2 separate regions of the Homo sapiens genome follow, and region 2 is linked to region 1. The links are chromatin loops, found by intact Hi-C in ENCODE. Cell type or tissue: heart right ventricle. All regions are shown on one strand. Each heading gives the region's core, and the rest is flanking DNA. Links, peaks and the distances in the headings are about the cores only.

Region 1 (5,373 bases), core at 91-5,090:
GAGGAGGGAGGAAAGCAGGAGGGAGGAGGGAGGAAAGAGGAGGGAAGAGGGAGGTGGGGAGGGGGGAGGAGGGAGGAGGGATGCGGGCAGGAGGGAGGTGGGAGGAGGGAGGCGGGAGGAGGGAGGCGGGAGGAGGGAGGCAGGAGGCATATTCCCCACTGATGGCCAGGGCCAGGCATGTGTGCCCTCAGGGGCAGCTGCAACACCAGCCTCGGCCACCAGCTCTCTTTAGGGTGAGCAGCAAGCAGTTCTCACGCAGCAGTCACAGCAAGGTGAGCCAATTCCTGATCTCAGGATCACAGTGACAGAGAGATACCTTTGTCTGCAGTAGCCCAGCAGCAGCTTTGACCGCTATCACTTTCTGTCCTTCCAACAATGTTGTGAGTGTGTACTCCTTCGTGGGGAGTCCCCGTGTGCCTGAAATAACTACAGAGGTTTCTAGCTCTACTGTCTGGTACATGTTTAAATATAGAAGCCTATCCAAAACAACATTATTAAGCATGTGATCAGCTAATCATGTCACTGACCTCAACACTGGCATCTACAACCAACACATATTATCAGGAAATAAAGTGCATACATTTAGGAGAAGGCTGATTGCAAGTGTTCACATTGTACTATATGGCTCCTGATGGGAAGACCCATCCTAAGAAGCAGGCTCTGAGACATTAGAGTCTGTCTATGTTGTTCTTAGTGCACTGTGCTGGCATGATGAGCTGGTGTGACCACCTGTGCCGAGCACCATGCCACTCATCCTTAACCGAATGCAGCTGATAAATGACTCCCAGGAATGAGGACACCTGCATTAGAACCACTGAATCACATACTGGGTTGAAAACTTTCACGGCAGAAGTCTTTGCAGGAGACAGCAGCTCTGAGTGCAGACACTTCTCACAGGCTGGGGGCTGTCCTCATCAGTCACACAACAGACATGCTATTCCTCCTTCATTGCCAGATTTCAATTTTATGTAAAATTGCTTTCAAATTAGGAGGATATAAATTAATTAGTGAGCAAAATGTTTATTTTTATAAGCTTCCTGGAATGATCTGAAGTGAGAGTCCTATAGAAGTCTCACCAAGAAAACTATTTGTTAAACCAGTAAACTTTTTTTTTTTTTTTGAGACAGAGTCTTGTTCTGTTGCCCAGGCTGGAGTGCAGTGGTGCGATCTCAGCTCACTGCAAGCTCTGCCTCCCGGGTTCAAGCAGTTCTCATGCCTCAGCCTCCCAAGTAGCTGGGATTACAGGCACCCGCCACCACGCCCGGCTAATTTTTGTATTTTTAGTAGAGACGGGGTTTCACTGTGTTGACCAGGCTAGTCTCAAACTCTTGGCCTCAAGTGATCTACCCACCTCGGCCTCCCAAAATGCTGGGATTACAGGCGTGAGCCACCATGCCCAGCCCCAGTAAACTTTTGACTCAGCAAGATTTATGCTTTCAAAGCGACCTTTAGACAGATGAACCTAAAAAATACTTTCCTCCAAAAATAAAGTGTTTCTTAAACATAAAAGCTAATTAAAATAGACATGAAATAAAAATGCTGGCAGGGAGGCTTCAGTGGCCCCACGCGGGGCCACGGGACCCCTGAAAGAGCTGCCCCCACAGAATGGAATGATCTGAGGGTTTATTTTTTCCCTGCGCTCTTTATTTCCTCTTGGGATTCTGCATTAGCACCAGCTTAGTACATGTTAAACCTCCACAGCTAGATGATAAACTGCTCGATGTCCGGCGTACGTCTGGTGAACACCCTTTATCCTGCCTTTTAAATTATTTATCACCTAGAGTAGGAACCACAGTTAGAGTGTAATAAAACTCTTGATGGATTTTGACCAACCCCATAAAATAGCTCTGAAGTTTGAAATAAGAGAGAACTCGTGAAGTGCTCACGAGGCGTGAGAAGGCTCTTCCTGGGGATCTGTTTATTGACCCTTTCAGCAAGGCTGTGTTCTACATCCTGTGGCATCAGGAGTCACTTAAGCATCCTTGAAGACATGCAGGCTGCTAACTCATTGTTTAAATGAGCATCTGAAAACTGGCCTCTGAAAGTAATGTATTCCTTGAGCCAAATATAATATAGCCCATTTTATGAAACCACAATAAAGTCATGTTGAAATAATGCTTAGAAAGTAACTAAAAGCCACACACATTTTTTAAAGTCAAAGGAAATCAGAAATCAGGCTGAGAGCTCCCAAATGTTTGCTGTCCCTGTATTCACACAGAGAAACAGTGTCTACGATGGCCCATTTCTGTAACTGGAAAACATTTAAATAACACAGCTTCTCCTATAGGAAACTCTCCAAAATAATTATGTTGCTCAGATGTCTGCCAAGTTCTGGTCTTGTAGCCTAGCGCTTGGAAAACCAGCTGCACTATGCAAAAGTTTTAGCTCCCATCTCAATTGCTGGACTTCTCTCTCAGGACCATGAACTTTTAATATTCTGAAACAACGTTCTCTTCAGTGAGGGTTGTTTGCGGTGTTCATTTCAGACTCGAATTGGGCATGAAGTGGTAGGATCCTGAGACCTATGACCCACTCTTAAATCTATTGACCACCTGGGGAGAATATCCCCATAAGAAGGTTATAAATATGCTCATTTTAATTACAGCCAACCCTTGATGCACAATTATCGCATGCAATAAGTCCTGTGCCATGCAAAGTTACAGACACGGTCTCATCCAAATCTCACAATAACCCAACAATCTCAGGACTTAGTATCATTCTTTTTTCCTAATGAGTAAACAGAGGCTCAGCCATGAAGTAGCCAGTTCAATGATAGACTACAGGCTCTAGAAATCCCCTAGCCAGACTGCAAAGCCTGTGTGTATTAGTCCGTTCTCACGCTGCTAAATAAAGACATCCCCAAGACTGGGCAATTTATAAAGGAAAGAGGTTGAATGGACTCACGGTTCCCCATGTCTAGGAAAACCTCAGGAAACTTACAATCATGGCAGAAGGGGAAGCAAACATGTCCTTCTTCACATGGCATCAGGAAGAAGAAGTTCAAAGTGAAGGGGGAATATCCCCTTATAAAACCACCAGATCTCTTGAGAACTCACTCACTATCATGAGAAGAGCAGTGTAGGGGTAACCACCCCCATGATTAAATTATCTCCCACCAGGTCCCTCTCACGACACATGGGGATTATGGGAACTACAATTCAAGATGAGATTTGGGTGGGGACACAGCCAAACCATAGCACCGTGCCATAACCACATACTCTCTCTATACAAAAACTCAACTTAAACCCAAAATGACAGTGTCTCTGCTCCAAGAACACCCTCCTGCTTTCACACCCTGACCTCTGTTATTTTTTCCCATGCCCTTGGCCCTTCTGTGTCTCCTGCAAGGAGGACTCACTTCTTCTTCTGCCTCAATGACAAGTGGCCAAGCATTGTATTGTGACAGCTTCTGTATTTTTTTTTGTTTGGGGTAATTCTTAAATTATTGAGTTTTTCATATTTTATTTTCCTCTTTCTTTACAATAGTTCAAATCTTTGTGCATGAGAGCCAAGGGCCTATTTCCTTGCAGCTCTGGAGTCCATGTGGCAAAGCCGGTGTGCAGCGAGCCATGTGCAGGGAGCACTTACTTGTCCCTGCCCTCATCTGGGCTCCCCTCCCGCATATCTTGGACCATCTATAGAGCTCTGGGGATTTGTCCACTGAAATTAAGAAATGGGGAAATGCAGATCAGGACCTCTGGGAGGTGGGGCATGTCTGATACAGTTTCTGAAGCTTTCAAATAGCAAAACATTTTACATGTATACATTCCTCAAGGTTCAAATGATTATCTGAATACACCAAATTTTCCGAAGTTTATTTTGCAGATTATCCACCTCCTTACTCATTCCTGGCAGGAGACACAGAGGAGGAAAATGAAGTCATCTCAGCCCTACGTCCTCAAACAGCAGTGCAGATTGGGTTTACCTGGTTTCTCATCAACACTTGACAGAGAGTGAACTCCTGTGGCTTGAAGCTGGAGAGACAGCTGGGGCTTCTGGGAGCTGAGCCAAGGACCCCTGGGGAAGGGGGAAGCCGCTCTGCACCTGCAGACCTGAGAGGAATGGTGGGTGGGACCCAAAAGGCTTCCCCAGGAGCCCCATCTCTGAATAGAGGTCAGCGAATTCACATCTGGTTCAATAGCTTTAGGGAAAAGGCATCAAAAGGATGGGCTGATGACAGTCTCTGGGAGCTTCTGAGGACGAGCCACAGAATTCTGTCCTTAGCCTGCTCCTTTTCCAAAACCAGTTACAATGTTGTGGATGAAGAAGGACATTAACCATCTGTATATCAAACAGAAATTGCATAAACACAAGGATAGCTTATAATAGGCTGGATAGCAAAATTTCAAAAAATCATAGCTCAAAATTATGGTGGCTGCAACATTGAGCCAACATCTACAATATGAAATACAACGAAGCCAAAGTCATGCACCTGGGTTGTGTACGTACTGGAGGTGCAGTGTTTTCAACAATCAGGTAATCACTGATTTGAAACTATTCAGTAAAAAACAGATGCTTAGATAATTTCATCAACTCTCCAGAGTGAAAGCACTTCCTTTGATAAGGGGAGAGTGATTATTTTCATACACGGTTTCTGGTTTTGTACTTTTAAAGGCAATTATCTCACAAAAATTTGTCAAAGATAGCAAAGTTGTTGATTCTTGGCACGACTATGTTCTGATGACTTGTTCTATAATTGCGTATGGCCAAAGTGATCTAATTAAGGAAGCCCCAGCCGTTGAGATGGATGGTTAATATGAATGTCACTTCTGATGTTCCTGAGTTAGGCCATTAAATATTAACCAACTCAACCAACCATTAATCAACCAGGTGACCAAAAACCTCCTGTCATTGACAAAATTTCAGATGAAGATGTTTGTAAGATTTGGGAATTATTATGCAATTTTATATTCACAAAGCATCAGGTCTGGAAATGCTGAGTGAGGGGAACGGAGCTCACGTGTGATGACTGTGATAGGCCTGGATCTTTAGGAATTGCATGTGGAATGCAGGGTCTGCTCGGATCCCTGGTTGAGCAGCCCTGTCCTCCTCCAGATCATCATCATCATGAGCCTGGTCTGGAAGGCTGAGCTTTCAGCCGCTGTGTGCAGGAAATGAACTCTTCACTCTGCTCTTCAGGGAGAATTCCTGAAGAAAGACCTCATGCACCTTCTCACCTGGACACATAATCAAAGGCTGTAATGGGAAACTCCATCCTCCTTAGAAAACATGTAACATGAGGAGGAAATAGGAAAACACAACCAACCAGAAACACGTGCACCAAACCAATGTCTGCATTCCTTCAAGACGAGGAGGAAATATGAAAACACAACCAACCAGAAACAAGCTCACCAAACCAATGTCTGCATTCCT
Region 2 (5,373 bases), core at 228-5,227, 180 kb after region 1:
AGGAAAATGTTGAGTTGATTACAAAGTTCACCAGTTAATTCTTTTATATCTTAAAGAAGAAAACTCATAGACCAGACCCCAAGTCGGCTGCCCTCCCCTGGTCCTCTCTGGGGCCAACTGAAGGGTCAGAGCCAGGCTCTCCTCAGCACCCCTGGGCTGCACCTCAAGCTGGCCTGGTTCTTGGACAAAGCCCCAGTTCCTCCCAAGGCCCTTCATGGCAGCCCGTCCTCACTCCGCCCCGGCACCCTGCAGGGGCCCCTAACAAGCCCTCCCCTCCTGTCCTGGGCTCCCTGAACCCAATACACACAGCTCCCATCTGAGACCCCGGCCACCAAGACCCTCTGGAGTCATCTTGAGAGCCACCTTTGGGCCAGCGCCGACCCTCGGCCCCACACTATTATCCGGTCTCAAACCGGGACCCTGGCCACAGGGACCCCGGCCACAGGATGTGCACCTGTAGCATCTGCTGGAACACTGGCCACGCACAACCTGTCCCCAGCAGCGTCTTCAGCACATGGCCAGTACAGGTGTAGCTTCAGGATGCGTCCCATGGAGAAGTTGTAAGCTCACCTCCAAATCAAGACACACCCGGAGTGCTGTGGTATGATTTTTTTCACATATTTTAGTGGGTTTTCTTTTCCCTTTCTTCATCAAAGCCTCCTCTGTTCCCCAGAATGTGTGTTTAGAAAATCCCAAGAACAATCTGATCAAGCACCGGCTGAAGGGCAAACGGTCTACCTGCAAACACCTGGTCTCACTGCCCAGGTGCCTCCCATCTGCAGAACCTGTCAGAGCCGCAGTCTGGCCCTACCCAGGATGGGGAGATGAGTTGGGGGCACGTGTCCTGAGAGCTCTGGGTTTCGTGCTGTGAAGTTACGAGGGGCTATTTTCAGTTCTGAATGAACCTGGAAAACCCAGAAAGCATCTAAAGAAGAAAGGGTGAAGAAAATGTGTGACCAAAAAAAAAAGCCCAGTTAGATTTCGGCTGAGGTTAGTTCTAGGTTAGTTCAATTCTTCTTCACAAACACTTCAGCGATGCCTCAGCTCTCAGAGCCACAGAGCCCTTGGGCCTCCTCATCCTTCCTGGGGGAGCCGGGACACACAGAGCCCAGAGGCAGCCCAACAGGAGAGACGGCCACAGGGCAGAGTCACAGGAGGACACAGAGTGACCCCCTGCAGGCATCATGGACTGGGTGGAGCCTGGGAGAACAGAGACAGAGAGATGAATAAAGATAGGGAAATAGATGAATAGAGTAAGAGAGACACAGAGATAGTACAGAGATGGACAGAAAGAAGACACACAGAGACAAGGACAGAGAGAGATCGAGACAGAAATAGAGGGGCAAAGAAAGATAGACAAAACAGAGAGGGAGAATGGCAGAGACCAAAGATAGAATCAGAGAGACAGAGAGAGAGGAAGACAGAGAGAAAGAGAGATAGAGAGACAGAGATGGAGAATGGCAGAGATCCAGAGAAAGAATGAGAGACAAACAGAGAGACGGAGAGAGATAGAGGACAGAGATGGAGAATGACAGAGACCAAGAGATAGAATCAGAGAGACAGAGAAAGAGGGAGACAGAGAGACAGAGATAGACAGAGATGTAGTATGTAGAATGGCAGAGATCAATAGACAGAATTAGAGAGACAGAGACAGAAAGAGACAGGAAGAGACAGAGAGAAAGAGACAGAGAGAGACAAAGAGACAGAGACAGGAAGAAACAGAGACAGACAGAAAGAGAGAGAGCAAATGGCAGAGACTGAGAGAATCAGAGAGACAGGTACAGAGAGAGACAAAGAGACAGAGAGAGACAGAGAGACAAAAAAGAGAGCGAGAGAATGGCAGAAACTGAGAGACAGAACTGAGAGACACACAGAGACAGAGAGAAAGAGAGAGCCTAGCCTCTAACTCTCCACTTGGCTTTGCCAGGGAAATTCTTTTCTCCTTTTTGTTGAACTCCAGGGTAGACTGAGAAGAGTGAGGAGGAGACCCGGAGACAAAGGCACAGCCCGAAATGACAGGGCCGCAGGGTGACGGAGCCTTGAGGCCACCACACCCCCTGGCTGCCCCACACCCTCTTGGGGCACAGCCCTGGGTCCCGAGTTCCTCCCCCACCCCCGCCCGCATTTGTCAGGCCACCCTGAGCACACTCTAGAACAGCCTGCACCTGCCTGCGTCGGACAGCAGATTCAAGCCACACTGCCCTGAATTCCTCAGGGCAGATTGCCCTGAGTGTCCGGCCAAGGCCCTGGGGACTCTGGTGCAGAAACAGAGGCTGTGTCCTCCCAAGACCGACTTCCAGGGAACTATGCCCCCGGCCCTGCTGTCAGAGCCACTGGGAGGAGGGCGTCCTGCCCCTGCTGTCAGAGCCACTGGGAGAAGGGGGTCCTGCGTGGAGCCCAGAGGAAGCCCCAGAAATTGACAGAGTGTGGCCTGGGAGTCAGCCTCGTGTCAGCCTCCAGGAGCAGAGCAGGACAAAAGCCTCGGCCTGGCGGGCTGCCCTCCTTCCTGCTGCCTTCTAGAATAAAGTTGGCCAGACAACCTACAGATATGTTTGGAATTTAACAAAACAAAACGAAATTAAAAGGTAGTAGAAATGAGGGAAGGGACTAGGAATGGTGTACAAATCTAAATGACAGCTGCTAATGATTTTTCAAAATTTCCTTCAGATTTTGGGGTACAAAAAAATGCAAGTGGTGTTTTGAATATCTGAGCACAGAAATTTTGATTTGCTGCACTTATTGTTCTTTTGGGTTAAAATCCCTCATGAAAATCACATGTCTGAGAATCCTATTACTGGAGAACACTGAAATATAATATTCATTTAGCAAATAAAATAAGTTAAGCGATTGCTTTGAATAAAACCCGACTCACAAAGTGGACTGACCTCACAGCAAAAAGAAAATAGCACCCTATTTAGCCAGTCCAGGCCCCAGGCAGGCAGCCCGCCTCACACTCCCCCTGCTTACTCTGGTTATTTTAAAACCAAAATTCTGCTTCAATAACATGATACTCTTATCTGATATGTGGGTAGTAATCCTGAATGTAACATGCATATCCCAGACTTCTAAATAAAGACAGTAGAAACATCAAGCTAAAATGTCCCTGCTTTTTAATTCCCTAATTTAGCATTCTGCATCATGAGCCAATTCTTTAAAGCTGGAAAGTTGAACTCACTTGGGGCAGCAGGCCCGTGGGGTATTTTTGCAGGCAAGGTGGCAGAAACTTTGCTGGTGGTGGTAACCCCAGACCCCACCATGCGACCCTCCCCTAAAAGACAGAGCTCAGCCATTCTGGGGCTCCCTCCTGTGGTGGATTCTTGGAACCAGGGAACCTGGGAGACAACCTCTTCCACCTCTTCCAAAAAAGGACAGGGGCTTCCCCTCACACCAGCTGGGTGATTGCACCTGGATGTTTCCAGCAGGGTGTAGGTGGTGGGAGAGATGCCAAGAGTACAAAAAAAGAAGTTATGACTCCACCTGGGTTTTATCTCTAAATGAAAAGAAAGATCTATCTTTGGCAACTCTCTCCAAAAGAGAAATCTTTTAAGAATGAAGAACTGATTAGCATACTCACAGATCTGCGTATCCTAAAAAGAAAGAACTTAACGGACGTGTATGTTCAGGTCAGAGAGATTGCTCAGTTTCCTTAGCCTAAGATGTTTACAAAAACCTAGAAAATATACACCCAGAGAGGGAGGGAGAGAGAGAGAGAGAGAGAGAGAGAGAGACAGAGACAGAGAGAGACAGAGAGAGAGCGCGAGCTGCCTGGCAGGGATTCTGTGAGGACACAGGAGATCATGTCTGCAGGGCACAGAGAGAGGGCTCTGTCATGTTTTAGGAGAGAAGGGTACAGAGTGTAAAGTGGGTTTTTTATTCTTACAGGCACCTTAATCCCATGTTTCAGATGCTTTCATCCTGTTTCTGGAGAAGGCGTCCATGTTTCCAGAAAATAGCCTTCGCATGTGGCAGAATGAGGCAGAAAACATGCTCTTATGACTATTCAGAGCTCATGGGACAACGTTCTTCACAAAGTGTCAATTATTGGATGAGTGTAAGCTTTTAGAGTAACATTTCCAGTTACATGTACTCGGGAGTTCAATTTAGCATTTTACTGATGATTTCCAAGACCCCGGCTGCAGGCAGGGGCGACCCGAGGGAGGGAGGGAAAGCTCAGTATTCAGCTCTCCTGGGCTTTCCCCTGGGGAATAAATCAGTGCAGCAAATGGAAAGGTAGCCTGAGGGAGTGAGCTCTAGCCACACCCATTGCTTGGGAGAATTAAGGCCAACCCATTCACGGGAAGAAACAGGATCCTGTAACACATTTGCATCAACTGGTGGCTGTATTTCCAACCTAGGATAATGGAATCAAGATGAAAATCTAGTTTGAATAAAAATAATACGTAAAGTATCATGTGGGGGTGCCAAAAAATTCAAAAAACAATGAGTGGTGGAAACTGGTTTAGCAGAATCTTAAATTTGGAGACACTTAGGATTATTATCTGATCACCAACTAGTGCCACCTCACAAGGTCACGTTCGGGTTTAAGTGACCAAATGCTTGTGCAAGACCATATCTGGTGTTGGGACCACATTCTTAAAAGGATATCAATGAACCAAAGCTCCAAACAGAACCCGGTGGAGAAAAGGAACTGAAAGTGTCAGGGCCCGAGATCATTCTTTTACATCCTGGGGAAGCAGCATCTACTACATGCATCCAGCACTTCAACATGAATATCTCATTTAGTCTACACAAACACCCCAAATACTGGAAGAGAGAACCCAGGGCCTGAGAAGAAAGGGGTAGAGGAACAGGGAAGAGAAGGACTGGCTGGGAAGGGGACCCATCTGCTGACAACCTAAGCATCTTGTTTAAATACTTAAATAAGGGGCCCTGGAAAATAGATGATGTCCGTTCCTGTTGATTCATTAAGAGATAAATGTTTAAAGATTACACAACTCTCAGCCTTCATTCAAACACAAACCCTTTCAGCATTCCTAGTTGACAACTTCTTATATAGGATCCAAGAGGAATTCTCCTTAGAACAAATTTCGCTCTATGGTGACTGGCATGACAGCAGGCCACCAGAATGCTCACATTATCTTTCTTGCTCAGTGTTCAAAACTTTATGTACATTTGTATTCCAAAGACAGAGGCCTAGACTGTCTTTGAAAGGGCCGTAATGTCATATTATCCAGATTGATTCACCAGTAAAAGCTACCTTCATCTTTTCTCTCTCCTTCCTTTTCTTTTTTCTCTTCTCTCTCTTCTCTTTCTCCTCCTCCTCCTGATAGATAAGCACATCTCAAGGAAGCAGCAATGACAGGATCCTGATTGAAACTCACTGTCCTTGGGAATGTAGGACCACAGGGCACA

The links. A loop is a pair of places that touch in the nucleus more often than their neighbours do. Peaks named below come from ENCODE experiments on the same cell type or tissue, not always from the same donor. Only the 100,000 strongest peaks of a DNase experiment are listed, where the experiment ranks them.
Region 2: it touches region 1 in a loop (2.3-fold over the local background); 4 of 110 quality-filtered maps call a loop at or near these places.

What each region holds. Positions count from the first base shown.
Region 1 is chr6:168,631,618-168,636,990 of GRCh38, reverse strand. All of the region lies in intron 9 of SMOC2 (SPARC related modular calcium binding 2), which reads right to left. Among named protein-coding and RNA genes, the nearest start is that of SMOC2, 190 kb to the right of the region's middle. In heart right ventricle, for the core only: no CTCF peak of the experiment used is centred there; no DNase peak of the experiment used is centred there; H3K27ac peaks cover 647 bases.
Region 2 is chr6:168,449,955-168,455,327 of GRCh38, reverse strand. All of the region lies in intron 1 of SMOC2 (SPARC related modular calcium binding 2), which reads right to left. Among named protein-coding and RNA genes, the nearest start is that of SMOC2, 11 kb to the right of the region's middle. RefSeq lists an enhancer at 138-639. In heart right ventricle, for the core only: a CTCF peak has its summit at 3,308 (motif pointing left); a DNase peak (open chromatin) is centred at 2,457; H3K27ac peaks cover 2,904 bases; H3K27me3 peaks cover 3,084 bases.